7 separate regions of the Mus musculus genome follow, and regions 2, 3, 4, 5, 6 and 7 are each linked to region 1. A link is a loop called in an ENCODE intact Hi-C map of the cell type or tissue named here. Cell type or tissue: heart. All regions are shown on one strand.

Evidence for each region. A loop is a pair of places that touch in the nucleus more often than their neighbours do. Peaks named below come from ENCODE experiments on the same cell type or tissue, not always from the same donor. Only the 100,000 strongest peaks of a DNase experiment are listed, where the experiment ranks them.
Region 2: it touches region 1 in a loop (2.7-fold over the local background); 10 of 42 quality-filtered maps call a loop at or near these places.
Region 3: a loop joins it to region 1, with 4 times the contacts of the local background. A loop is called at or near these places in 2 of 42 quality-filtered maps.
Region 4: it touches region 1 in a loop (5-fold over the local background); 4 of 42 quality-filtered maps call a loop at or near these places.
Region 5: it touches region 1 in a loop (2.7-fold over the local background); 4 of 42 quality-filtered maps call a loop at or near these places.
Region 6: it touches region 1 in a loop (2.9-fold over the local background); 2 of 42 quality-filtered maps call a loop at or near these places.
Region 7: a loop joins it to region 1, with 3 times the contacts of the local background. A loop is called at or near these places in 6 of 42 quality-filtered maps.

Annotation. Positions count from the first base shown.
Region 1 is chr9:123,110,961-123,114,960 of GRCm38, reverse strand. It overlaps Zdhhc3 (zinc finger, DHHC domain containing 3), which reads left to right and starts at 1,767. Exons shown (of 7, transcript NM_001372538.1): 1 at 1,767-1,965. It overlaps Exosc7 (exosome component 7), which reads right to left and starts at 1,730. Exons shown (of 8, transcript NM_001081188.1): 1 at 1,639-1,730. The coding sequence starts at 1,695. In heart, CTCF peaks have their summits at 1,647 and 1,850; a DNase peak (open chromatin) is centred at 1,850; H3K4me3 peaks cover 2,718 bases; H3K27ac peaks cover 1,910 bases.
Region 2 is chr9:123,019,357-123,023,356 of GRCm38, reverse strand. It overlaps Tmem42 (transmembrane protein 42), which reads right to left and starts at 2,031. Exons shown (of 3, transcript NM_025339.4): 1 at 1,787-2,031; 2 at 1,045-1,191; 3 at 1-518. The coding sequence starts at 1,978. The coding sequence ends at 384. In heart, no CTCF peak of the experiment used is centred here; a DNase peak (open chromatin) is centred at 2,046; H3K4me3 peaks cover 2,156 bases; H3K27ac peaks cover 1,593 bases.
Region 3 is chr9:123,438,614-123,442,613 of GRCm38, reverse strand. Lars2 (leucyl-tRNA synthetase, mitochondrial) reads right to left here. Exons shown (of 21, transcript NM_153168.3): 14 at 1,013-1,150. Among named protein-coding and RNA genes, the nearest start is that of Gm40586, 24 kb to the left of the region's middle. In heart, a CTCF peak has its summit at 1,704 (motif pointing right); a DNase peak (open chromatin) is centred at 2,153.
Region 4 is chr9:122,734,639-122,738,638 of GRCm38, reverse strand. No RefSeq gene overlaps it. Among named protein-coding and RNA genes, the nearest start is that of Gm51699, 2.4 kb to the left of the region's middle. In heart, a CTCF peak has its summit at 1,712 (motif pointing left); no DNase peak of the experiment used is centred here.
Region 5 is chr9:122,864,004-122,868,003 of GRCm38, reverse strand. Zfp445 (zinc finger protein 445) reads left to right here and starts at 1,998. Exons shown (of 7, transcript NM_001359935.1): 1 at 1,998-2,090. In heart, no CTCF peak of the experiment used is centred here; a DNase peak (open chromatin) is centred at 2,003; H3K4me3 peaks cover 2,278 bases; H3K27ac peaks cover 1,627 bases.
Region 6 is chr9:123,365,497-123,369,496 of GRCm38, reverse strand. It overlaps Lars2 (leucyl-tRNA synthetase, mitochondrial), which reads right to left and starts at 2,570. Exons shown (of 21, transcript NM_153168.3): 1 at 2,390-2,570. In heart, a CTCF peak has its summit at 1,700; a DNase peak (open chromatin) is centred at 2,596; H3K4me3 peaks cover 1,809 bases; H3K27ac peaks cover 1,179 bases.
Region 7 is chr9:122,948,743-122,952,742 of GRCm38, reverse strand. 1110059G10Rik (RIKEN cDNA 1110059G10 gene) reads left to right here and starts at 1,743. Exons shown (of 3, transcript NM_025419.4): 1 at 1,743-1,938; 2 at 3,674-3,818. The coding sequence starts at 1,831. Kif15 (kinesin family member 15) reads right to left here and starts at 1,662. Exons shown (of 35, transcript NM_010620.1): 1 at 1,591-1,662. The coding sequence starts at 1,609. In heart, a CTCF peak has its summit at 1,566; a DNase peak (open chromatin) is centred at 1,732; H3K4me3 peaks cover 2,794 bases; H3K27ac peaks cover 1,676 bases.

The DNA.
Region 1 (4,000 bases):
GGATGGAAGATTTCCAATTTTTGCAATGAACCCACTTTTTCTTCAGGTCATTTAAGATTTCCTGAACCTGTAGAATTTAAATCTCATCAGCACTTAATGTGTCACCATGAAGACTAGGGATATGGAATGACAGAGTCACACTTCTGGCAAAAAAAACAAAAAAAAATTAAAAACTCATCAGCACTTAATGTGTCACCATGAAGACTAGGGATATGGAATGACAGAGTCACACTTCTGGCAAAAAAAAAAAAAAATTAAAAACTCATCAGCACTTAATATGTCACCATGAAGACTAGGGATATGGAATGACAGAGTCACACTTCTGGCAAAAAAAAAAAAATTAAAAACTAAAAGGGAAGCCCCACCCCTAGGATTGACTACTTTAACATTCCCATACAACCCACTGTGCATATACCCCACTATTACTAAACCTGATCTTGAACTAAAAAGCTAATGAGTTGTGGGTTTGGATTTTTATTACTCAAGTTTAATATGAAACCTAATGACTGAATTTTGGCATTCCTTACTCTATATGAAGTAGAAAATAACAGTATGTCATATGATTTAGAAAAGAACATGCTTTCACTTGCATTATGTAGTTTAAATGGTAACAGGTCACCTTACTATGATGACTACATCACAAGATCAACTGTAGGGACAAGGCTTGTAGAATACTAGATTATGGTTGCCAGGAAACATTCTTCACTTCTCTTGAACGTTCAAAAGCAGGACTGAGCCCAGATCGCGGTAGTCATTGTAGCTACCCAAAGATCTAAGCGCCCCACAAGTAAAACAGGTAAATCAACAATTACACCATAGACTACCAGTCTGCTTTGAAAAATTCTTCTCAGCGGGTGGTGAAAAGGCATGCCTTCTGCCAAGGCAGGACTGATAGGAGTTACACACCAGCCTTGGATATAAAGCTCTCCTCCTCAAAAAAAAAAAGCAAAAAAACAAAAGGGTTGAGAATGCGGTTCCATGATAGAATGCCTGCCTAGCATGCACAAGGCCAAGAGGTTCAACCTCCAGCACCGCCAGAAAGAAAAACACTCCCTATTTTTCTCTATTTGTAAGACATGTGTGTGTATATGTCAGCGTGATTTCTCTTAAGATTGGGTCTTTATAGCTCAGTCTGGCCTTAAACTCCTGATTCTCTTGTCTCCACTTCCCAGCTGCTGGGATTACAGGTGCCAGCCACCAAGGTCTGGAGCATGCTAAGCACGCACTCTATTACCGATGCATTTCCTTCTTTCCTGTTTTTAGGGGGTGTGTGGCGTGTGGTGTTTGCTGTCAGAATTTTAAAGTCCTTTTCCCCCTCGGATACACGGCCTCTGTGTGCAAAGTCACCAGAGTCCATTCACGTGCCGCTATTCTGATTACAGGATCTCGGGCACTGCACTCTCAGGTCGTGCAGAGGCCACAAGGACATTCCTTCATTAAACTGCAGCCTCGGGAACTGCCCGCCCGCCGCTCCCTGATGAGCTAGGAATCTCCTCCATCCCGAGAGCTGTGGACATCTAGGCATACAGGACGCACACTCGCTGCAGCACTAAGCCTCGGGCGTCCGTCCTGACCACGTGGCCGCCCCGCACCTCCTCCCTGCGCAATATGGCCTGCACTCGCGGCCGCCACCGCTACCTGCACTCCATGAACGATGTAGACCTTCTCGGCCTCGCTTAGCGCCACCGACGCCATGCTGCTCAGCTCACCGCGCGCGCTGGCGTGTCATCAGCTCGCGCCTCTCCCCACCGCGCCTGCGCGTCATCAGCCCGCGCGGTGGCCGCTCCCGCAGCCGCGGCTGCCGCCACCGCCTGGAGCTCCATGGGCTTCTCCTTCGCACCGCCCCGTGTGAGGCCGAGTCCGGCAAGCCGTGGCGCCGGGTGCCCGTGCCATCGCGGACGCTGGCGGCTGGGCCCCGGGGCAGCAGCAGGCGGCGCGGGACTGCTAGCTGCCTCCAGATTGACGGTCAGTGCAGTGGGGAAGCCCCAGAAGGAGGGAGGCGCGGGGCCCCAGCCGGGACTGGATGGGAAGCGCGCAACCCGAGCGCTCGGGCCGGAGTCGAAGTAGCCGAGCGCGCGCACGTGAGACACTTCAGGAAGGCGGAAGTCGTGCTGCCCATGAGGGACCATCTCCTCAACCCCCTCCTAGTTGGTCCCTAGGATGGCTGAAGGAAAGAGACCATGGATCCCTCATTAGGTCACTGGTCGGGAAGGGTCTGCACCAGGAATGGGGCGCCAGCTTCTCAATTTTCTCACCCCTCCTTCCATTCCAGGGATCGATCTCTGTCCTGTCTTCCCTCATCCTTTCCTCCCCTACTGCCCATCATCAGATAATGGCCCAGAGCTTTGCAAGTTACCCTTGCCCCGTGCGGTTGCTGGAGTATTGTCCCAAAGAGAGTAGGGAGAGTGTCTTGCACTTCGGGATGCCTGGATGGAAGGGATCTCCGGGGAAGATGGATAACTTCATGAAAGAAAACCGACCCTGGGAGGATATGGGACCTAGGTTATCCAGAAAGGATGCCTGCAAGGTGAAGCTGGGGTCATAGTGAGGGGCCCTTTAAGGAAGAGAGGGGATATGAACTAAGTTTTAAAGGGTCTCTCTGAGAAAATGAGGGGAGACTTGGTAGAGACTTACCTGGTGTTCTATTTTAAACAAAAGTAACCCTTCAGCTTAATCATCAAGAAATAAAAGGTGCTGGCCACCCTTTGCCTTTAATCCCAGCGTTTGGGAGACAGAGCTAGGCGGATCTCTGAATTCGAGGTCAGCCTGTTCTACACTGTGAGTTCAAGGACAGCCTGAGCCACATAGTGAGATCCTGTCTCAAAGACACTGCCCCCACTCGTCGAAAAAAGGCTTTTTTTCTCTTGTGCTAACTAAGTAAGTAAACAGAACACTAACCAGAGTCCTCCAGGGTAGAAGGGAAGGCTCTTGTGAGCATAGCCACAGAGCATGGTGATTAGAGTTGTCATAGTGGATTACTGACTACGCTGAGATTTCAACAGTAACAGGAAGTGCCTGGCTATATTCCTAGGTACTGAACTGTTAGCTGCTGAGCCCTCAAATGATAGCCTCTTCTTGATAGACTGGATATGAATTTCCTGCGTCCATACATAATACTTACTACAGGTGCTCCTGAGACGGCTTCCTGTAGGGTTGGACTTTGCCCTCTAGGGTAACTGGAAAAGGTGGAGCCAGACGGCTTTCTTCCTTTTTTGGAGGAACAGATGCCACACTTGATATAGCACCTAGACACCATCTCTGGTTGAACAACTAGATTCTGTGTGAGGAACTGGTGAAATAGCAAGGGACTCCTGCTAGTAGGGTATCTCGTGCTAGAGATGACTGGAAAGAGAGACCATTTGAATATATAGTGGGGTGGGGGTGGGGTAGGGTGAAGATTGAAAAGTCAGAAAAGATACTGGAAGAAAGTTTGACTTGAGTTTAACTACTATGAGCCATTTTCCTGGGAAAAAGTCTTTGGGCATATCTTTAAAAGTGTGTTAGTGGCAGAACAGTAGCATGTGCAAAGGCCCTAGGTTCCCTCCCCAGCACCACACGGGCATATCCTACCCCCGACAGCAGACAACAGGTTCTTTCTGAAGAAGGGTCAGTGTTATCTATTTGGTGACTGATTTTATGAGTAATATCTGGTATTAGGTTCAGAAGACTTCAAGAAACATAAACAGTGGAGTTTATATTCTCTGCTGGAACACTGCTGTCATCACTAGTTATTTTTCCTATGTGATGCTAGAGCATTTTCATCATATTCATTGAATGCATTAGATGTCCTTAAACCTCATAACTCATAGTTCTTATTTATTGAAGCTATTCAAAGAACATATTAGAACCAGAAAAATGAAATACCCAAGGATGGCACATTATATTGTGTTATACCAGTTTGCTTTTTCATTTCTCTTGGGGTTTTTGTTTGTTTCATGCTGTTTTGTTGTTGTGTCTTTTATAAAACCCAGGCTCTATTAACTTTCTATGACACTGTGTG
Region 2 (4,000 bases), 92 kb after region 1:
GCCAACTGCCAGTGCTGGGGTACATGAAGGGCAGGATTCTAATCACATGTTTTTTGTTTTTTTCAGGTACCTGCCATGTTGCTGTGTAACCCATGATCACAGAGTCTTCCAATATTCCCTGGTGCACAAGAATCAAGGCACTATACCAACACTGAAGGACTTGGGCCTCATACTGTGGTGGTTAGCTTCCCCTTACAGGAGCTAATGCTTTAACTTTCCAGGCTGTGAGGAGGTCAGAGGCCAGTGGCTGGTCCACCATCTCCATGTGGCTGACACTTAAGGGCTGCACTCCCAGGCCGCCCTGGAAGCAGCCCAACTTGTCAACCCTTGGCTGGGTATCATGGTTCTCTTTACAGTGGGTCTGGTCTATCCACCGACTGGCCTCACTGCTCCTTGCTCTCCTTCCAGGTGGGTGGAAACTTCCTGTGGATCAGGGTGAGCCCACAGAGGATGAGGAACACCCCTCCCCACCATAAGATCTCCTGGCACTCTCCATACAGCAGGTAGCCTAAGATGGCCTGTGGAAGAGACAGCTGTAAGGGACCTGGCCTACCCTGGTAGGCTCCACCATTCCTTGGCTGATTTCTTCCTGAGGGGCTAGAGGCCAAAGTCTGGTGCTTTGCATCCAGCAACCACCTTCATGATCAATCCACGTATTTCTGTCTCCTCTGTGGACGTAAGAGGTTACCACCCCAGCTGAGCACTGAGGCTCAGCAGGCTAGCAGGTAGGGCCAGTACGGACATAGCTAGTACCCAGTAATCATAAACCCAAGTTAAGCTGTCTTCCAATTCAAGACTGGGTTCCCTTGACCAGACCCCCTAGACCCCATAGCTAATGTTAGAGTTCTTGATTGAGATAGCTGGTGTTATCCCAGAGTGACATAGGTTTCACTCCTAAGTTTTCCATGTTTAACTGTTCCTTGCCTGGAGACAGCCCAACTTTTGTTTTACTCCCTGTCCTTTCTAGAGCCTGGAAAATCAGGGGTTTCCCAAGGACAACTAACTCACCAAGAACCCTAAGAACAAGGTCACCAGGCTACTCACCGAGCAAAGTATGTTCGAGAAAGTCACTGTGACAGATGCAATGGCTGAAGACATAGAGAAACTGAGGCCCCGGCTAAAGAAGGTCCACATCAGAGAATTGGCGCTTGCCATGGCAACGATGCCTAAGACACATAAGCCAATATTGACCTGCAGGAGAAAGTGTCACTGAGCTACAACCACCATGGGCATAACCTTGAAAGACTGGGAGATGTTTACACGTCTCATACAAAGCATATGCGGACCCTGACTGATAGGCAGAGGAATTTGCCTGCAGACAGGGGGCAGGGTTATCTTCCACGAAGACCTCAAATTTCTTGTAGCTGAGTAGCCTTCTGGAAAGATATGACTTTACAAAAGGACTGTAAGTCGCCAGAAATCTATATCAAGCAGTCCCCTGTTCAGGTCAGGATCGAATTCTCTGATGCAGAAGCTCCGCAGGCGCTCAGTCCGAACTCTTGCCAAGGACAGGAAGAGATGGGCAACCGGTTATCTCACCTTAGGTGTCACGTGCTAAAAAAGCTATGGCAAGGGGACTTAAACTGAGAGGTGGGCTTCGAGGTCCTCCCCCAGGAGGCAGTGCCTAAAACCAGGTGGTCCAACATGGGCGCAGGCGGGAACCCAGGTTAAGCCGCCCTCCTCCCCGCCCCGCCCCGCCCTCCCCCGCCCCGCCCTCCCCCCGCCCCGCCCTCCCCCCGCCCCGCCCTCCCCCCGCCCCGCCCCCGCGTGGCGCCCCGGGCTGCACCTGGCTCCCGAAGGCCAGCTTGGCGGCGGCGGCGGCCAGAGCCCCGAACGCCCCGGCGCACAGACAGTTGAACACGCCCCAGAAGCGGCGCCGCATCGCGCCTTTCTGTAGGCGAGCGGGTAACTCCACGGGTGAGTCAGGGTAAGCGGCCGCAGACACGGCGGCACCCGAGGACTGCGGACCGGCCGCCATGAGGCCCGCTGCGCCCGCCACGGCCGACTGCCACGCACGCCGCCACCCGCCGTGAGCCCGGCTAGGGCGGAGCCAGGCGAGTGAGGCGAATCTGCTGCAGTGGAGTCCGGAGCCGAGCCGAGCCGAGCCTACAAATGAAAGGAATCTGGAGCCCATACCCTGCAGCGTGTGCAAACCCGCGACTAAGGAGAGCCTGCGGCTCCGGCGAACCTGGGGGATGGGAATCCGGTAGCGAGGACCGTGCGCCACTGAAGGAAGCGTGCTACCGAGAGGTACCTACTGTGAGAGAGGAATCTGCTGACGTGAACTTGGGGAGGAGGGGAGTTTATCTCCGAGGAGAACCTGCGGCGGAAGTAACCTTGTTTCTGAAAGAGCCCTGCAGTCAAGGGGAACCTGCTTCTGAGAAGACGGGGAGGTCTGCCACTTTACATGGATGCGCACCTAACATGCTAATCCTGAAGCCAAGCTGCACCTTCAAAGCACCTCTGCTCCCTCGTGGACGCAGGAGATGATGGATCTGGAGACCGGCCGCTTGAGACAGAACGTTGTTTGGGAAAACGTTTGTTCTGCCTGGACCATCAGAAGCACAGTCACTTCTAAGTTCGTGTAAAGTAATTGAGAACGACAAAAAAATTGAAAAAACAACCAAAAAAAAAAAAAACCCAAACAAACCGTAAAATGTCATCTACTGTCGGTAATTCCAGATGCTTAGGATGCTGAGGCAGTTAATGGTCATCCTGAGCAACTTAGGGAGACATTGTCTCACTTGAGAGGGCTGGCAGCCAGGCATGGTGGCACACACCCGTAATCCTAGCACTTCTGAAGCTGAGGTAGAATTACTGAGTTTGAGGCCAGCCTGACCAACAGAGAGGTACTAAGCAAGCCAAGGACTTTTTGAGACTCTCAAAAAGTTTTTGTTTTTGTAATAAAGGAGAGTTGGGGTTATAGCTCAGTGCTTCCATAATACATGAAAAATCCTGAATTCAGTCAATGGCAGTGTGTATGGATATATGTTAGGGATACATTTCCTTAAAGGAGAGCTGTAGAAGTGTATAACGTGAGCTAAGTGTGGTGGTTGGTACACATGAGGAAGCAGAGGCAAGTGGATCTCTGTGAGTCCGAGAACAGCCTGCTCTAAATAGCTCTACATAGCCAGGGCTACACAGCAAAACTTGTTTTGTTGATATATAAAATACAAATAATATTTAATGTATGGGGCTTGGAAGAAACACTTTATTCCCTGTTAAAGAGCTTTTTCATGGACATTCTTACATGCTACCTTGCTTCTCATGCGGGTGGTTTTGTGGATGAAATAAAAGGATGGATTACTGGGGTTTGGAGAGATTGCTTAGCAGTTAGGCAGCTTGCAACCTTCCCACAAGTGCCTCCCAACCTCATACCTCCAGGGGTTCCACTATTTTCTGGCCTCCAAAGGCACCTATCCTCATGTACATATATATACACCTGAACACAGATACACATTAATACATAAAATTAAATTTTAAATAAAAAGAATAGATTATCCCAATTAGTCCTATGTGGTATAAACCACTCCAATTTGCAGATAAGGAAGTTGAGACTCAAGGGTACTCACTGTACTATTCCACTTAATAATGGAGATAGTGTGTGGCAACAACTGATAGGAGAAGCTAAAACAAATCTAAGCTGCATCTGTCAAAGACTTTATCCCACGGATTATAAAGGTAATTAACAGAAATGACCTTCATGTTCTGGCAGAGTAAGGTAAGTAAGTAAGACAACTAATTCACACATCTTATGCATGCTCTGTAGAGAAAAAGTGGGCAACAGTGTATTGTCTAGCTATATGACTTCCAAAATTAGTGATTTAAACCAAGGAAAGTTAGGGGGTTGATTTAGGGTATTATTTGTGTATCCATGTCAGAACCTGATTGGCCTGGGTGTGACGGTGTGTAACTAAAATCCTAGGACTTTGGAGGCAGAGGCAGGGGGATCAGGAACTTAAGGGAGTTTAAAAGCAAACCTGGATTACATGAGACCCTG
Region 3 (4,000 bases), 330 kb before region 1:
ATGTGATTTGTGTTAGCTGCAGATAGTTTTTGTTGTTGTTGTTGTTGGTTTTTTGTTGTTGTTATTTTGTTTTTTCGAGACAGGGTTTCTCTGTTTAGATCCCTGGCTGTCCTGGTACTCACTTTATAGCCCAGGCTGGCCTCAAACTCAGAAATCCGCCTGCCTCTGCCTCCCGAGTGCTGGGATTAAAGGCATGCGCCACCACGCCCGGCTTGCAGATAGTTTTTATGACTCTGTGACATTTGGAATTCTGGGGATTGTTTGTTTGTTTGTTTGTTTGTTTGGTTGGTTGGTTTTTCGAGACAGGGTTTCTCTGTGTAGCCCTGGCTGTACGGGAACTCACTCTGTAGACCAGGCTGGTCTCAAACTCAGAAATCTACCTGCCTCTGCCTCCCAAGAGCTGGGATCTTTCAGAGGGTCTATAAATGCTGGGGCCCTGAGATAGTCTCTCCATATGGCCTAAAGCTCACTATGCAGCCAAGACCTGCCTCAAGTTTGCAACCGTCCTTCTGTGTTGGCCGATTGAGTGCTAGGATTACAAAAGTATACCACCCTTTCTTACATCTTTTGAATGTTATGAGGAACACATTATAAGCCAGCAGGAGAAAAACTTTCAATGGATTTGCAATGCCATCTTCTGCTCTGATACACAAGTGTTAGAGTGATGTACTAGAGACGGTTCTGCCAAGCTTAGAGGTACAGTTTACCCAGAGTGACAAGCATGTGAGATGCTTCAGGAATCATATAACATCACAGTGCTCCTCTTTCCTTTACAAGTAAAAACCTCAAATTACTTAACAGACAGATGCACTGAAAGCCGGATTTCACACCAAATGATTAAGAGGTTTGTGTAAATGGACCTCAAATTGTAAAGACCTACAATGGCCTCTAAAGCATATATGAAAAACAGATTTTATTTTGTATACACAAATTATCTTGATTCCCAACGGATACCTGTTTCCAGTTACTGCTTGTGAACAGAACTGTTTTGTAAAGTACAACGAATGCTCACCTGTGCTTCACCATCTTTTGGTCGTGGCAAAAATGACTGAGGAATCGTGCATAGAACAAGTGCATGACAGCATGTTCCTTTCCTCCGATGTACAGATCCACGGGCATCCAGAAGTCTGCCAGTGCCGAGCCAAAAGGACTGCGAGAGAGATAAGCAGGCATTTTAATGTCTTCTTTGCCACAACTATATAAATTAAAGCTATGTGTGCTCATCCCTTGAAAATACTAGTGCCAGAAAATATGACTTTTTTTTTAAACAAAAGAAAAATGTACATAATAAGTGAGAAAAGGAGAAGCATTGACTGGACCACAAGCCATCCTCTGACCTCTGCATGGCTCACGGCACATGTGCACACACGCGCGTGTGTGCACACACACACACACTAAACAAATGTAAAAAAAAGGTAATTTTTGAGCCAGGCAGTAGTGGCCCACACCTTTAATCCCAGCACTTGAGAGGCAGAGCAGGCAGATCTCTGAGTTCAAGACCAAACTGGCTTACAGAGCAAGACCCAGGACAGCCAGGGCTACACTGAAAAACTCTGTCTCTAAAAAAGAAAAAGAAAAACGACAAAAAAAAATTTTTTTAAATAAAACAAGAGCAAGAGAAAAAAATACCAGCAACAAAGCATCTCTGTAGGATGTTTATTTGAATGGCTAGTTTTAATTTTTAGTATGACTATTGAGATTTTTAAAATTTTCACCAATAGAGGGCAATAGTAGCATTTATAATAGAAACTAGCATGCTATTAAATGTTCATTTTAAAACAGAAATCAATCTTATTTTTAAAGTGCTTTGAAATAGCCAGCAAGAGTACAAATATGGCTTACTGAAGGAGTGAAACTTATCTAGGGCCTGTTATAAGACATCCCAGTAACTCCCTCATTTTCTGGATGCTTGTGACCAACATGGATATCAAAGATCAGACTTCCTCCTACTCCTGTCCCCTAATGTACAGAGGGGAAGGACTCGCCAGGTCATCTATCTGTTGGCTGCTGCCTTGAGAAAGAGCCACTGTGGCTGGGGAGTAGGCCTCCCTGTTCCCAAGGCAACCTCCATTCAGAAGTTAACTGAGGAACTCGCTTTGGAGGATCTGTGCTCCCTGGCTTTAAAATTTCAGACTTTTCTCCCCAATGCCACAAAGTATTTTCCTGTAGCCTGCTCTTGACCAGCCGGTTCTGAAACACAAACGGAAACTGCTGGTGGTAGGCCAGGAAGCCTAGCCAAGCAGTGTAGCTCTTAGCATAGGCCTCTTTGCAGTTACAACTGTGCTAGCACTCTCAAAAAAAAAAAAGGCAGAACAAGTCTCCCAAATTAACCAACTAAATGAGCAAATAAATTTCCAACTACCTTTCCTTTTTCTTTATGAAAAAAAATAGTTTCTTAAAGAAATCCAACTGCTGCTTGGCATTATAGCATAGACCTTTAATCCCCAAACCTGGAAAGCGGAGACAGGCTGATCTCTGTGAGTTTAGTGCCAGCCTGGTCTACATAGCAAGTTCCAGGACAATCATGACTACACAGTGAGGCCCTGTCTCAAATTGAAAAAAAAAAAAAAAAAAAGTAAGTAAATAAATGAATTCAACTGCTGCTCTGGGCAACAGTAAAGCCAAAGTTGAGGGTGGTATTTAGCTCACAAACAAATTCGGGATAAATGATGTTAACTATTCAATTTATGTTCTACCTAGGCCACCGCTCTGGAAGATTCAAGACAATGCTGGATCCGGGGGCAGCATGGCAGGTGATGTGTGAAGCTGTGCTGTTCACAGAAGGGCTATGTAGGGCTCAGGACAGCTGGGACGCAGCCTGAGAAGGGAACCCTCCCTCACACTCCTCTATGGCTCACGTGGAGCTGCTCTCAGGTTCCCAGTCTCCTTGCATCTTTCTGTTTACTCAGGCTCTCACTAATTTCTGAAATGAACACAAATTATGGAACCACAACTCTGCTGCTCAGAACATGGCTTGAGCATCTGTCTAACCAGAAATACGCTACTGTGCTAAATCCAGAATAGGAGAGTGCTTCCTTTGCTTATTTTTGACAAAGATCCTTTGAGCCTCCTGCCTCCTGCCTCAGTCTCCAGTGCCCAGAATGGAAGCCCTTCATATGTGGATAACACAGCTCCAGGGTATTTCTACCATGCTCAAGAGCAACCTGCTAAGGTCTGAAAGCAGTCTGTGTTCCTGGTTCCTACTGCTCTCTTTTCGGTTTCTATCTTGTCCAAGAAACAGACAGAAAAGTCAAACAGCACTTGAAAGTTTATCAAACCAGTGGTCTTAGCCTCAGTTCTCCCTGCACCCCAGGCCTGAACCTTAGCCACTTTTGTTCTTTTAAAGTCAGGGCCTCACTGTGTAGCACCCAGATGCTTGGAACTCAATATTTAAGCAGACGGACCTTGAACTCACAGATATCCACCTGCTTCTGTCTCCTGGGTGAGGGGAGTAAAGACATTATCACACCTGGTTACCTACTCACTTTTAATTCTATTCCTCTCCATCCTTCCTCTTCTTCTCTCTCCCCCTCCCCCACTCCTCTCTTTGACATGGGGTCTTGTATAGCCCAGGCTGGCCTTGATCTCTTGATTTTCCAGTTCTTGCCTCTAGAATGCTGGGACTATACACATGTACCAGCACTCTTGGCTTCCACTCTTACTTCAACTATTTAAAAATGTTTATATTCATTACTGATTTGCACTTTAGGAGATTTATTGACTATGTGTGGTATGAGTCTACACTTCTTAGCTCTCCCCAACACCGTCCTGCCTCTCTTCAGTACACATAAGGCACCCCTACTGTCCCTACCGTTCCATAGTTAGGGTGTTCACATCTTCCTTTAGCTGTGTTTTCAATTTGTATTATAGATGGAATTTACTGGGCTGAGTAATCTAACTTAAAAATTAATATACTCGCATTAAAAGTGCCTTTTCTCTGGCACTTTAAGCTTTTCCAAGCTGAGAGCCTGGCATAAAGTGCACAGCTGACCAACAATAG
Region 4 (4,000 bases), 380 kb after region 1:
CAGGCAGTCAATCAGGAACTGTCTTGCCATCTGGCCTGAGGTAAAAACAGAGTGTTTCCAGGTCTTCCCAGCAATGATTCTGGAAAGTTCCCAGACTTCCTCAAATCCCAATCCCAAAGACACCCATAGCCCTAGAGACCAAGCCAACCAGTCATGATAGAGGTCACCTACCGCTCCCTGGAACTCCCCTATTCAGCTTTAAATTGAACCTGTGAGCTTACCTCCTAGTTACCATTTTGATGAATGGTAGTCCCCTGCATGCTGGATTACTGTAGAATATATCTTTCTGCTTTTGCATACTCTTTGAGTCTGGGGTATCATTCTCCATTGATTCATGAATCCTTACAACATATATAGAGAGAACCAAATTTCATGTATATAAAACATAGACACAGGAGGCCAAATAAAACTTATGTTGGTAATTAATCATAACTATAAGCATATATGGCATATTGTGAATATGATTATGAGGTAATTGATAATTAAGTTGTATGTTTTGATTATTTTAATACTTTATTGTAGTAAAAAATATTAAAAATCCTGGCCTGAGGCTTTTACCCTGCCTTAGATCATTTATGTTAGCAGATGAAAGACACAAAGCTTTTATATTTTTAAATAGCCTTAAGCAGCACCATAGCTGGGCCACTGCCTACCCTCCAGGCTACTAGAGTCTACCTTCCTATTGATCCCTTACTGTAGTTCACCTGGGTTGCACTTGACTCCAATAGAGCAGCCCTCTGGGCCATGTTCTCTTGGCTCTTAGCCCATGACAGCTCTCCTCTCCCTCCTGCTCATTCTTCCTTCATTCCATGTGGCTCCTTCTGCCCCTTCCCTCCTCCTTGTGATCCTCTCACTCTAAGCCCGAAAAACTTAAACCTTACCTATGTCTCTTCTGCCCAGCTATTGGCTGTTGGCATCTTTATTTACCAATCACAATTAAATGGGGTCAGGGTCACTCAGTGGCTTAGGTGCAGACTCTCATCTCTGGGGCACCCATCTTGAGGGCCCCAAATTAGCATTAGAATACAAGCAGCATTAGGCCAACCCACTATAGTTTATAATAAGTGTTGTATGATTAGGTTTAAGCTGAAGGCTAAGTCAGGACAAGAAAGGGTTAACAAGTGGGGAAAATGGCAAAGGACCTTGGCTGAGGGAGCTGCTGTCACAAGGCCATAAATTGCATTGTTGCTTATTTTGGACGGAAATGAGGGGGCATTTTGGAGCCATGTCAGCGAGGAGGTGGGACTGTTGGCGTGTTGCAGCTGAACAAGTTTTGGGATCCATGGCAGTGGAGGGTAGGTGAGGCTTTGGGGATTGTTGTAGTAGTAGCCCTACATGGACCTAAGGGAAAAATGGTCACTGAGATCTGTACATGCCTCAGGGGTGGTTAAATTAGCAACTTGGTTTGGAGCAGCCATTGCAATTGGAACAACAGGTGAGTATGCTGTGGTGAAGAAAGGGGAGGAGTAGGTGGGGTTCCATTAGAGGAGGGGACTCTGATTTGGAGTTTGAGTCCTTGGAGGTAAGGGGGATGTGAGTGTGACCATCCTTACTATTAGGACCTGAGCCATAGAAGGTTGGTTACAGAGAGAGGGTCAAGAGCTCAGGCCCCAAAAGTCCTGGACAGAAGAGAGTTCAAACCGTCGGCCCACAAACAGGCAGAAAAATATTAAGATCATGGAGGATGTTAAAGTCAAGAGTGCCCTCTGGTGGCCATTTAGATTAGCTACTGAAGCCAGGCCACAGAACATTTGCCAGAACACATCTGGCATTTTGGACAAAGGTTTGAGACAAATTTGGATACATTTAGTAGCAAGCAATCCAGGAGGTGACTGAGGATCGGATTTAGACTCAGCGTTGTCCATCTCTGAGCTTGTTCTGGAAACCAAAGAGGTGTCCCTCAGAACAGCTTGTGGTCAAACAGTGGGAGGTGGGGTAGCCTTGGAATGAACATTTCCAAAATCCCAAGGCTACCCAGAATAAAGACTGTCTTTGTTCCAGAATGGATGAATTTGCTCTGGATCGGCTGCTGCTTGGCAGGTAATCCCAGGGGTTCTGGATCTGAAAGAGGCACCCAATACCTCTTAGGCTGGAAAAGGTGACTTACCCTAAGTTGAAAATCTGATGGAGGGAGAGAGAGGGAGAGGAGTGGGCACCACACAACAGGGGCCCAGACTACTGGGCTAGGGCTTAAATCCTCCTGGTTTTGTCACCAAGATAATGGGCTTTTTTTCTCCCGGGGTGACTCAGATACAGGCTAGATAAGACCAGGCTAAAAGCAGATAATGGTAGGTTTATTAGGAGCGAGTTCATCAGTCTGGAAGAACTGAGCTGTGGAAGTCACACAGCCTGGCTAGGGCAGAGGTTTTATAGACCTTAGGTGAGGGGTGATGGCATCAGCCACAAGCTGGATTTGTGCCCACATATGGTCAAGAGCTGAGCACTTAGGCAGGGCTTGGGTGGCTGGCAGCAGGGGCAGGATGTTTCAACAGCTGCCAAGAAGAGAACTGGGAGTTCCTTTGTTTGGAGTTTTTCAGCGCAGGGTGGGTTGGGGCAAGGAGGGCAGATGAGGTTTCCCAGCTTGTGCAGCAGTGAGCAGGGGGTTTCAGCCTAACAGTGGGGACCTTAACAGTGGTCCTATACAAGAAACTGGGGTGACCAGGAAACATTCAGCACGTGACCTGCTGGAACCGGAGAAGTCTTTTAAACAATAAATGAAACAACCTGCCACTGTGTAGCTTGTGAGGTTCTGGGACACAGGAGCTGATGGGGTCAGTTTGACTGCTGTGGAGGCAGAAAACCAGAGTAATGTAGCATCCATTCCTCCTTAAGGCAAGGGCTGTCTAACCTGAGACAGTGTGATGGACTGGCTCAGCAGACATTAGAGACACTTTAATCCTCATCTGAGGTTCTCATAAAGATCAAGGGCCAGGGGCCGGGGGCTGAGGGGACTGGGAATTAGAAAAGCTGTGTTCGAATTCCAATTCACTGGGCCAAATAGAAGTATGTTCATAGAGGAGTTAAAGAAGAGATGGGTTCAATAAGGACTGCAAGGCAGCTTTGCTGAGCTCTTTTTGTGGGGGGCAAGATCTTTATAAAGATCTATGCCAAAAGAGGCTTTGGCAGACCTACGTGCTATAGAGCATCATGCAACAAGTGCCTGTAAAGAAAAAGTGCAACCTAGAGGAGAAGAAAGAAAGTCGAAACAGAGGAAGAGGCCTGTATTGCGCAAAGATAAGTGTGGCAAGATTAGTGTCGAGCTGGAGTTCTTAAGGAGAAAATTGATAGAAATGGAAAGAATTGATTGTGTGCTAAGATGTTGGGGACTCCTGGTATCACACTCATATAGCTCTCGAGCTCGGTGCAAAGTGGAGGACTCCCTTTCTCAGCGGGGGTTTCCTGTTCTGTACCTGACTTTACTTGAAGAGTGTCTCTGAGCATAGATGCCTGACCTTATGTAAAGAAAGGCCTTGTGCATGACTGCATGACTCAGCACGCAAGTCCCAGTCTGGCTTCTCACCGTATGATAATTAGGTGCTGTGAGATAACCAACCAGCCCTTTCCTCCAGTACCCCCCCCCCCCGCCCCCAGCCCTTATACACCCTACCTCTGGAACAATAAAGTTGAGCTGCCTCACTGCAGCTGTCTCTCAAGTCCTTCCTTCATACTCACAGACAACGGAACCCTGCTGGAGGCTTCTGCTCCTTCCTCCCTCATGGGCCGGTGGCCATCAGCACCTGAGAAAAGAAACCCAAACTAAGAGGCTTCTGGATGGCTTTAAAGCCAGAGGGGGAGTTCACAGAAGACATAGAACAGTGCAGGTGAAGTTGATCAAGTCTGTCCCAGGGTGGGTAATTATCCCCAGACTAAGGGGGTTCATTTTCCTTATGAAAGGTTATGCTAGAGGTGGTGATGGTTTACCCAGCTAGAAACTCACCTAACAGTTAGGTATGATAAATGGGAAGCCAGTGTGCCAACCCAGGGTCTCTCTGACCCAGGA
Region 5 (4,000 bases), 250 kb after region 1:
GCACTGTTCTCAACAATATCTTTCAAGCTCCTACACAACATCTCACAGAGCTCTTAACATCGAATGGATCTTCTTCTGGCCCAAAGTTCCAAAGTCCTTCCACAGTCCTCCCCAAAACATGGTCAGGTTGTCACAGGAATACCCCACTATGCTGGTACCAATTTCTGTCTTAGTTAGGGTTTTACTGCTGTGAACAGACACCATGACCACGGCAAGTCTTATAAAAAAACAACATTTAATTGGGGCTGGCTTATAGGTTCAGAGGTTTAGTCCATTACTATCAAGGTAGGAGCATGGCAGCATCCAGACAGGCATGGTGCAGGAGGAGCTTAGAGTTCTGTGTCTTCATCCACCCACTAAGGCACCATCAGGAAAAGGCTACGGGATAATCATCCTGGAGTATTTTGGGAAGTTGATTTTATTGAAGTCAGACTAGGAAAATATGGGTATAAGTACTTCCTAGTCTTTGTAGATACTTTTTCTGGATGGGTAGAAGCCTACCACACCAAGAGAGAAACCGCACAGATGGTCATGAAGAAGATACTAGAAGAGATACTTCCTTGATTTGGTATGCCTAAAACCATTGGCTCAGATAATGGGCCAGCCTTCATTTCTCAGGTAAGCCAGGGAGTAGGTAAATTACTGGGCACAGATCGGAAATTCCATTGTGCATACTGTCCCCAAAGGTCAGGGCAGGTAGAAAGGATGAATCAGACCCTGAAGGAGACCTTAACCAAACTGTTGGTAGAGACTGGTACAGACGGGGTGTTGCTCCTTCCCATGGCATTGTTTAGGGCCAGAAATACTCCCTATCATTTCTATCTAACTCCCTTTGAGATCCTGTATGGGACCTCCACTCCCTTGACCCTGGCTCTTAATGCTCCCCCAACCCCAGAGTGACTTTTCAAGCTGACACAGATCTTATGGCTCGATTGCAAGCTTTCCCGATCAGCCACCAGGAACTGTGACACTAAACTTAGTGCCCTGATTAACGGAGGTACCTCAGAGATTCCACACAATTACCAAGTTGGAGATCACCCGCAAGGCCAAAGAAACCATGAGATGGCTGTGGTGTATCTTTCTTCTCGTGCTGAGCCTCAGCACCCCACCCAACCCTACCAAAGTGACTTGGCAAGTACTTCCAGCCACTGGGGATGTGGCTTGGTCCACTACAGAGGAACACCTGCCTTATACCTGGTGGTTGGACCTTGTCTTTGATTCCTGGGATATCCCTACCCTAGAGACACAGCGGGAGGAATTACCTGAATGTATAAAAACTGCTTGTAATAGCCATTCGGGTTCGCCTTCTAGTCGCTTGACTTGAGGGACTAATTGAAGGTCGATCCTTCGTGCCGGAAAGTAAACCTCTTGCTTTTGCATCAATCTGTATTTTGGTGTCTCACTAGAGAATGTCACAAAGTAAGTACCACTGACCGAAGGTCATGGTCTTACAGTTTAGGTAGGAAGAGTGAAGGGGGAGAGCAAGACCTGCTAGTGCCATGTTTGCCATTTGGGCCTGTTAGTGCCCTGGTGTAGTTCCTGCACCAGTCTCAGATCGTTTAACCTTTACTCAATACACAGGGAGATAAGAGGCTGCTTCTCAACAGTGTCCCTTCCATACCACTCATCTAGATAATGCTCTTCTTACTGAGGGACCCTAAGGATTTTTTTCCAGTCACACGCCTTCCTTACAGCCTCTCACTTCTGCCGAGGGTGAAGGCTATGCCAAGTTTCATTCTCCACCCACAGGAACTTTCTTGAGTAAAATAATTCTCAGAATGACCCTCTAGGAAGTCCCAGGTAGGGTCCAAATGTGAACCTCTGACGGAGGATTAGGGTTTTACATTATCTCCAGACACAGCGGACAGGACATGGAAGTTAGACCTTCAGCCTTACTGCCAAGCCAGTGCCTAGACATCAAAGGCGCCAGGGAGGCATTTGGGCGGAGAGCAGCTGAGATGGCATTCCTCCGGGCTTCCTAGATAGACCTCAGAAGCGTACTTCCGCTCTCGCAGAGAGGCCCGCGGAGGAAGTGGGCCCTGGGAGCGAACAGCCATTAGGAAGAATGCTGAGTGCTCCGGCGTGAGTCGGTGAGCGGCTGGGAGGTCGGGTGCAGGAGCGGGCGGCGGGGCACAGTTGCGGTGACCTGGCCCGGGCGGCGTCACGGCCCAGGGCGGTTCTGCGGGGAGCGGGACGATCGGAGCGGTGTTGTCCAGCAGTCCGGTGTCCGCCATTATGACTCTCGGTATTCTTGACAAACTCCACACGTAGGTCCATGTTTGACTGTGTGGGTCGGTTATGCTATTGCCTTAAAAACATAAAAATTAAAAAAAAAAAAAAAGCCCTGCGGTTGTGATGTAAAATGTTTGAGATTTTAAAAAAAGCTTCGAACAGCTTGGTGTGATAGCTCCGGCCTGTAATCCCCGCTACTGAGGAAGCGGAGGCAGAAAGACCGGGAGCTTGGGCAATTTAATGAGCCCTTCTCTCAAATTTTAAAAGTAATAAAGGTAGAAATGTTTTCTAAGCTGAGAGGGCACGTTTGAAATTCAGCTTTGATAACGCACTTGAAAGCTGAAACGTGCTCACAGTCCCAACCTTATTTATATATATATTATATATTTGTGTGTGTGTGTGTGTCTTCTAGTGTTCAAGGAGTATTTTGTAATGTCCGAGTTGCTTGAGAGTAAAATGATTTAAATAAATAAATAAATAAAGCAAGAAAGTGAACTGATGGGGGAACCCATTTAGCTTTAGGTGACTTCATTTCGTGAGCTTCATTTTCTGGCTCTCCAGCCCAGCAGTGCTTCATTCTTAATACAGCTTCAGAAAGTCCATTGTTCTAATTATCTAAGCTTTGGAAACCTATGTTATAGAAACTTTGAAACTTCTGTCACCGGTTCTGCCCCGGTACAATGCAATTGTTGGTTTGGGCTTCCCTAACCTCCCCCTCTTATATTAGCCTGGAACTCATACATCAAACATGTGGGCAGACTGGCATAGAACTCATAGAAATCCACCTATTTCTACTTCCTCAGTGCTGGGGTTAAAGGTGTGTGCTGCCACACTTGGCCCTACATCTTATTTTTGTTTGAGTGCATGTATATGTGTGGCAGTGTACCTGTGGGGATTAGAAGACAACTTGTGGGTGTCTTTCCTGCTGCTGTGTTGGCTCTTGCGATTGAACTCAGGTTCAACTGAACTACACAGTCTTGACACTAGATAACTTTACTCAGTGGTCCATCCTATAGGCTGTTCCTGCCTAACTTTCCTGGGTAGTACTGTTCATTACCAAGCATAGCCATACTTAAGACCTTGACAAAAATAAAATAAAACAAATAAATGATTTTGTTATGTAAATGTTTCACTGTATGTGCCTATATGCCATGTGTGTACCTGGTGCCTATGGAAGTCTGAAGAGACTGTCAGATCTCTTAAGACTAGACTTACAGGACTGTTGTAAGCTTGCAGGTGGGCACGGGGAATTGAACTATGGTCAGCTAGGCTCCTGGGGAAGCAGTGGTCAGTGCTCTTAAATCAACAGCCCACCTCTCCAGTCCCTAAAATCTTTTTTGAAGTATTTTGTTACTTGAAATATTAGAATGTTCTTATATCTGATGTTTTCCTGTGCTTAGATAAGGTTGATGTGTTCTTGTTACTGGCACTTGTGACATTTCACCACTTTAAAATATGTGTTTAATTTTGTAATTTGTACTGTTTGAGGGGGAAAGAATTTTGAATTCTGCATTCAAGTATTCTGTTTCTTCTCAACATTCCCTTCCTGATTAGCATCTTGTCTGTAGCAGTGAGCTTGGTGTTCTACATTTTTTTATTGGGAGGCCTTGTGAGGAAGATTTCCTCTCTCCTTACTTTGTTGTTTGTTTTTGAGATAGAGTCTCACATAGCCCTGGCTGGAACTTGCTTTACCTCCAAGTAACAAAAGTCTGCCCTCCTCTGTCTCCTAAGTGATGGGATTAAAGTCATGTTACTAGCTGACTTGGCT
Region 6 (4,000 bases), 250 kb before region 1:
AAATAAATATAATTTTTAAACGTCAAACATTGACCTTTGGGCTCCAATGTGTGTACTTATGTATACACATATGTACATCCAAATGAAAACAAAAATAACAGAATATCACTATATAGCCCAGGCTAGCCTCTAATTTTGTTCTTTTGCCTCAGCCTCCTCATGGGATTACATGTGCACCACCACAACTCTGAAAATGATTGATTGCTCAATGTATTTGAGAAAAATTTAAATTAGGGCTCCAACGCAAGCCATAAACTGGCATAAATCCCACTGTTTTGAAGGGATGTGGGAATTTGAGACAGGGTTTCATCTAGCTCAGGCTGTCTTTGAACTAGCATTGCAGACAAAGATGACCTTGAACTCCTGATATCCCTGCTTCTGCCTTCCAAATGTTAGGCTTACAGGCACCACAAACCATCAAACTTAGTTAATAGGAATTTTTTAAAGTACCACAATTAATCGGTCTTACTCCAAAACCATGAAATATCTATATACCAAAAATGTGTAAGTTGGTGGGGTGAAACATGTTGGTAATCACAGCACTAAGGAGGCTGTGACAAGAGGATCTTAAGTCCAAGGCCAGCCTGAGTTACACAGGTACACAGTGAGATCCTGTCTTAAAGAAAAGAAAGAAAAAGTTTGAACAAATTGCTAAAGAGTAAACAATTTGCTGAAGAAAAGTATTTGTTCCAAACTACAATGACAAAAGGTTATACAACTCCATAAAGAGTTCACATATGAGGAAAGAACCCCAAAAACATGTTTAAAATAGGCAAAGATATAAGCATGGAAGTATATCGCAGTGGTAGAACACTTGCTTTGCAAGTCTAAAACTCTGGATTCAATCCACAGCACCAGAAAAGGGGGATTGGTGCCCCAAGTGAGGGATAAGACAGAGGACAAAAGCTAAGAAACATGAAAAAAAAATCAACTTTACAACTAATCAAAGAAATAAATACAATTAAATATCTTGCTTATAGTTTTAATGAAAACAATTATGTGTATACACTATTGGTAGATGCAAATTAAGAACACCTCTGAAGCAATTTGGCAATGTATGTATGCCAGAGGAGTTAAGAAACTGTGATGTCTCACACCTGGAATGCCAGTAGCTTGAGAGGCTGAGGTAGGAGGACTGTCAAGAGTTCCAGTACAACCTGGGCTACCATGAGCTGTAGGGAAGCCTGGGCTATACAGCGAGACTCTGTCTTTAAACAAACAAATAAAGAAGAGGCAGGAAAGATGGCACAGCAGTTAAGAGAGCACACCGCTCTTGTACAGGATCCCCGTTTGGTCCCCAGCACTCACAGTGGGTGACTCACAATGCCTATGATTCCAGCTTCAGGAAGATCTGATGCCTCTGGCCTATATGGGCACCCACACTCACACACACACACAATTAAAAACAAGTCTTAAAACAAAAGCAGATTTGTTAAGAAAATCCAAAGACTAGATATATAAAACAGATGCTCAGCACATCAGTTCAATACCCAGCACCAAAAACAAAATAAAACAAGTAAATACTGTAAATGTGGGGGCTGGAGATATAGCTTAGTGGTAGAGTAATTCCCTGACACTGTTTGAGGCCATTGGTTCCATCCTGAGCAATGCAAAATAAAAAATAAAAATAAACCCCAAACCCTTAGGCATAGGTCCAAGATCACCCTCAGACTCTCCACTAGGGGAAGAGACTAAGAACAAATTGTCTGTGCTCATGCCTATGAATTTACAGAACTTTTAGATTTCAACCATCTTCTGTTCTTTTTTTACTTACTAGGCACAGCTCTGGGCCATTTCAAGTACCTGTCTACTGAAGTCTTAATAGGCATTGCCTCTTCCTGGCATCAAAAGCAGCCATTTTAGCAGAGGTTGGTGTGGATACAAACAAAACGAGTAAGTTAACACACACCTCACCCCAACAAACATGTCTTCTAAAAACACAAATGTCAGCAGACATGTCTTGTAAAATACTAATGTTAAACACACACACACACACACACGCTACTTCTAATTTCCTGCAGGATCTCAGGCAAGTTATTTCGTATCTGGAACTCCACCTTCTCTGTAAGCTGTGAGCCTGTTAAGATCCAGGCGACTTGTGAAGACCTGCGGGTCCTAATTAATACTGTGGGTCCCCCAAAGATGTAGTACTGATGGTCCTTTTCTGGGTCCAAACCCCCAACCCCGAAGAGAAGATCCAGGCACCCGGGGGGAGGTGAGTAGTAGAGGAGAATTCGAATACAAAGCCATGTGAAGATGTGCGTTCTCCGAGCAAGAGTCCGGAGCTGTCAACAGGGTCCATGGCTGAAAGAGCCTATAGACTAGAATCTCGGAGCTTTTCCCATTTTGTCAAACTCCAAGGTCCCGGGACTCCCGAGCCTGTCCGCACCTTCAGCTCCGGGGGCTAAGCGGGGCTTGTCTCTCGTCTTCCTGAGCCCCAGGCGGGGCTTTCTGCGCTCAGGCTCTGTCTGGCCAGCTGCTACCTTCTGCCTCGTTCCCCAAGCATTACACGAGCAAGACCCAGCCAGTCACTCTGGGCGCCGCCATGTTGGCAAAACAACAACTTTATCGAAAGGGGAGGCCGCGGACACAGACAGGAGAGGCGGAGCCAAGAGGGAAAGGCGAGATGCGGGAGAGACAGCGCTGACTCCGCCCCCAAGCTGCTCGCCCAGGGCTGACCCCGCCCAGGCCTCGCCCTCTACGCCTGCTATCGGTACAAATTCTGCTTACCGGATTGTCCCGGTCTTACAATTAGAACAGAAACGAGGGAGATGCTAAAGGATGAAGTGACAGGTGGTTAAAAGAGCTCTGGGGTGGTTCAAGGCCAGGGTTTGAATCTCAGCGTCACAGAAGCTGCTACTGGGCTGGCTTGTCTGACTTTTTGATCCATTATGGGCCTGGTGAGGATTGAAGCACTTTTCATCCATCATATCAGGTGATCTTCTAGCCCCAGGAGGAGAATTACCTAGCCCGGAGTAGAGCGGGGAACAAAATGTACTGACAGGAAAACAAGCTGTCTGACCTCCTTCCTTATGGGGTTAATGTGCCCCATCGCCCAGCACGCACTGCATGGAGCAAGAGCTTCTTGCCTTGTAATAAATCAAGGAATTGCAAAGGAACAATGGTGTAATTACACTCTATCTTTTAAAGGAAGAATCTTTTTAAGGCCACATGTGAGAAGTGTACTGAGATTTGCAAATAGTGCAAAATGGTTGCTATCCAGTAATAGCGGGGGGGTGGGGGGGGAGGGGGGAAACAATGTCTGAGTGCCATCTCTTCCTACAGGGCTAAAATCAATTGTAGCTTCACAGACAATCCATCCCGTCACTGTATGTATAATCTCCATCTTAGTTTCTGTCCTTACATGGGTCAATGCAGTCCATAAGGAGACCAGCAGGGGTGTACACTCCTACAGAATAAAACTTCATTCTGTGTGCCACCCAGGAAACATAGGAAGCTTTTGTCCATTTCCAAGACTTCAACGACGACAACAAAAACAGTCTCCTGATCATTTAAAGCTCAAAACACCAGGTTGTTCTAGACCAGCATCAAACCTCACCTGGAAACCAATTCTGTGCCACCATTGCCCTGATACAGTTCACACTAGGTTTCCACTGCACTGGCTTCCCATCCCCCACCCCCAGAAGTGCCCTCCTTCAATTTCAGCTGACTCTCCCCATACTCTTTCCCCCCACACAACCCCCTCCCATCCTCACCCACCCCCCCAATCCTCCCATAAAATCTAATCTACCTTCCCAGGTCGGTTCCTATGTCTCCCAAGACCCCTCCTCTTTACATAACCTCTCTGTTTCTAGATTGTAGCTTGATTATCATTTACTTAATGGCTAAAATCCTAAAATCCCCTTATAAGTAAATACATACCATATTTATCTTTCAGATTCTGGGTTACATCACTTGGGGTTTTTTTTTTTTTTTCTAGATCCATCCATTTGCTTGCAAATTTCATGATGTCACTTTTTTTTTTTTTTTTTTTTTTTTT
Region 7 (4,000 bases), 160 kb after region 1:
TCCTGAGGATCAGAAGCTCCAGGCCCTGTCTGGCTTCACAGAAACCTTAAGACGAGCCTAGATTTTAAAAAGAATTTAAGCTCTATCATGTACTAGTTTGTACGCTTAAATTCTCTTACTGCTGAAGAGGTAGAGGAGACAGGCTACTTTAAATAGAGGAAAAGATCACACAGAGCTGTTCAAATATCAGTGTAATAGACTTAAAGGGTTACTAAAACAATTCATCAGGAAACAATAACAATTGACAAAGAGCTACAAACATGAACACTATTGTAAATTTCAAATGTATAATTTCACAATTTTCTCAAGTATCTCATTTTATTCTCAAATCTTATAATCAGCCGAAAAACAAAGGAAAAAAAAAAAAACCACACATGCCAGCACCCATATTCAGAAGCTCACAACCACTCATAATGCTAGCTCTAGAGTATCCAACCACTCCACGGCCATCTTCACCCACACAAGCAACCTACACACAAACTACACTCGCAGCTGTGCACACATATACACATGCATGTGCACTCACATACACACCAATAATTAAAAATAATTTAAGAAAGATAATAGGCAATATAAGAGGTGGCACTCATATACGTTGGAAGTGGGGGATTAAATCAATCTCTTTGTGATGAAAACAGATTAATATATATATTAGTCTACTCATAATCTGCACTTCTTTTTTCTATGTTTTTTTCCTCAGCCATCAATCACAATCTAAAACAACTAAATAGAAAATTCAGAATGAAACAATTTCTAAGCCTTTTTTTTTTTTTTTTTTTAAACAAGGTCTCAATATAAAGCCTCATGCTACACAACTCTTTTTAGCCAGGTACTATAAACACTACTCTCCTAACAGTCTCAGCCATTTGTTATTAGATCAAGTGGCTATATCACAATGCTTGTGTTCAAGTGACTTTTGGATACTAACTCTGTCATACTGTCTACAGAATTTCTCTCAGCAAGTAGACACCGTAGAATCTCATAGGATAAAAGACCGGTATAATAAGACACTATGTCAAAGACTACTTTCAAATAACTATTACTGTCTATTACTATAATTGAGGCAAAGACTACTTTCAAATAACTATTACTGTCTATTACTATAATTGAGGTATTTTAGTATTAGCTAATCTTAGTACACTTAGTTTACAGAGCACATTATCTATAGGGTTCTGTACTAAGATACAGTTCTGGTTTCAGGAACTCATGAAGTCTTGCATGAAGAATGGGAACTGTTGTAAAGGGACCGTTGCAATTCGCTTTAAAGTTCCCTCCTCTGAGGGTAGGCCACCGAAGGGAACACAAATCCCTTCCCTTCAAAAAAGGCAGAAATAGGTAATCAAGCATCAAGTGCAGCGCAAGGGCCGCCCTCAGGACACCAGAAGCCAGCAAGGAAACAGCAGGGTCCCATGCACAGAGAAGAGCGCTCGGGTGTAGGGTGGCCGAGGCGGGACGCCCGCGCTCCGTGAGGAACTCGGGTTCCCACTGCGTGTGCCGTCGTCGCCCTCGCGGGGCGCCCTAAGAGGTGACGCCCCGTAGCACCGGCATCTGCCAGCGGCGATGAGTTCACCAGGCAGGCTCGCAACTTACATTTGCAGCCGGGGGCCATGGCGACCCCGTCCGAGATTCGCTTACGCCAGGACCACCAGAATCCTCCCTTCAAGATGGCCGCAGATTTGAATTTGGCGCCCCAACGGACCACGCCTCCTGGGCGTGGTCGGATGGCGTCACTAACACGGTCTACGTCAGAAGTCCGCGCGGGCGACAGACACTTTGTACCCTGCCAAGTCTGCCGAGTGCTATTTATTGTTGGTCAGAACCAGAACTACCATGAGCAAGCGGAACCAAGTGTCCTATGTGCGGCCCGCAGAGCCCGCCTTCCTGTCCCGCTTCAAAGAGAGAGTCGGCTACAAGGAGGGGCCCACCGTAGAGACCAAGGTGAGGCCGCGGGAGTCGCCCCGAGTCAGACCCTCTATCTCCACCCCACTTCCGGCTCCTCGGTGCCGACGTAACTGACAGGTCCCTCACTCGCGACCAGCCGGACCCCAGGTCTGGCCTCTCGGGTCCAGGAATTCTTACTTGCAGGGTGCTATTCTTGAAAACGACCTAGCCCTAGTAGCTAGTCTAGACAGCTTTTCTGTCCTTTCTTACTTGCGGATCTCACTTTACCTGAGCAAGGTGATTGACAGCGTCGTCCCCTTTTTCAGATAAGGAGACCGAAGCCACTTGATTAAACGACTCGAATCAGGAGTCTTTGAAGGAATCAGCCAGGACTAGTAGAACCCCTGCTGTTTACCAAGCTGTGTGTCTCAAGATAGGGAAATGAAACAGTACTTCTCAAAGGGGGTTGTCTAATGAAGGTAACATTGAAAACACAATGCGTTCTTGCTGCCGAGAAGCTATGCACAGGTCAAACAAGAGGACATGCAGTTGTGTTCAAAAGCGCATCTAGGGATTCTTTAGTTTTGAGGGCTAGCTATGTAAGAGATGGCCTGGAGCATCCTAGACACAGTTTGAGAAAAAAAGACAGACATAATGGACAGTTGAGTACTCAAACTTAGTTGTCTAGACTCTTAGAAGCTGTGAAAGTTACATGGGATAAAATATAGTAGTGGGCAAAGGCCAAGTCATGCAGGGTATTCCCCATAAGATGACTGCCCAAAATTAAATATTAGACAGTTGCTTGAAAAATGAGATAATTCTGTATTTATCTCAAAGTATGCAAAACCTTTCTTAGTTAAAAAGTAGAAATGTTTTGACTTAGCTGACAAAATATAATTGTTACATTTGTACAGTGAGTACTAGGTTTCTGTTTGATAAATTTCAAAAGTTAAACAATTATGTACAGTATTGTTTATGTACAAAACCTTTTATATAACTATTTGTGTGTCCTTGAATAGCAGCTAATAGTATCTGCTGGGCAGTGGTGGCACATGTCTTTGAATCCTAGAACTCAGAATGAAGAAGCAGGCAGATCTCTGACTTCCAGACCAGCCTGATCTACAAATGGAGTTGCAGGGCAATGAAGGCTAAACAGAGGAAACCCTGTCTTGAAAAACAAACAAAGATATCTACAAAACTGAAGCTGTTAGTATATCAAATGAGCAGAGGTAGGGGAAAATATAATTTTCCTGTTATTTTCTGTACTTTTGTGGCTTGGATGGTAAAGTCAGGTTGTTGGTGTTTTGTTGGTTTTTGTTGTTGTTGTTTTATCAAATCCAGACAAGACAGGGATGAAAAATATTGATTAGAAAAGAGGAAGCAAGATGATGTGGCACTGCCTTCAATAGTCTAGATAGAAATTAATCCCACTGGAGAAGTTTCCCAGTTTCTGTTTTCTGGTATAGTAAAAATAAACTCTTTGGAGTTTATTTTTAATTAAAATTTTATCTTCTATTCATTTCAAGGATCATTATCCATTTTGCTTTTGTTCTAGTTTTGCTTGTTTGTTTGTTTTGTTATCAAGACAGGGTTTCTCTTTGTAGTCTTGGCTGGCCTGGAAATCACTGTGTAGACCAGGCTGGCCTCAAACTCACAGAGATCGGTCTGCCTCTGCCTCCTGAGTGCTAGGATTAAAGGTATACACAACCACTGCCCAGCCCACTTCACTTTAAAAATTACAGTTGCTCACAATGGCAGTGTTTGGTTAAAGATTATCAAACATTTTCTGTAGAAAATCCAGCCTCAGCTCCCAGATGAAGATGGCAATCACAGTGACAAAGAAGATGAACAGCCTCAAGTAGTGGTTTTAAAAAAGGGAGACCTAACAGCTGAAGAGGTCATGAAAATTAAAGCAGAAATAAAGGCTGCCAAAACAGGTATATCCTAAAATAATCTGATTTTTTTAATTGAATAGAATGGTTTGAAGAAAGCCTTTGGTTCAAGCATTAGCTTTTGTACCAGATGTGTAACCTTGAGCAAGTGATTTCACTCTGTGCCTCAAGTATCACTTCAGTGAAATAGAAAATAAGTAGACTGACCTTAGTGTACTGTATAAAGT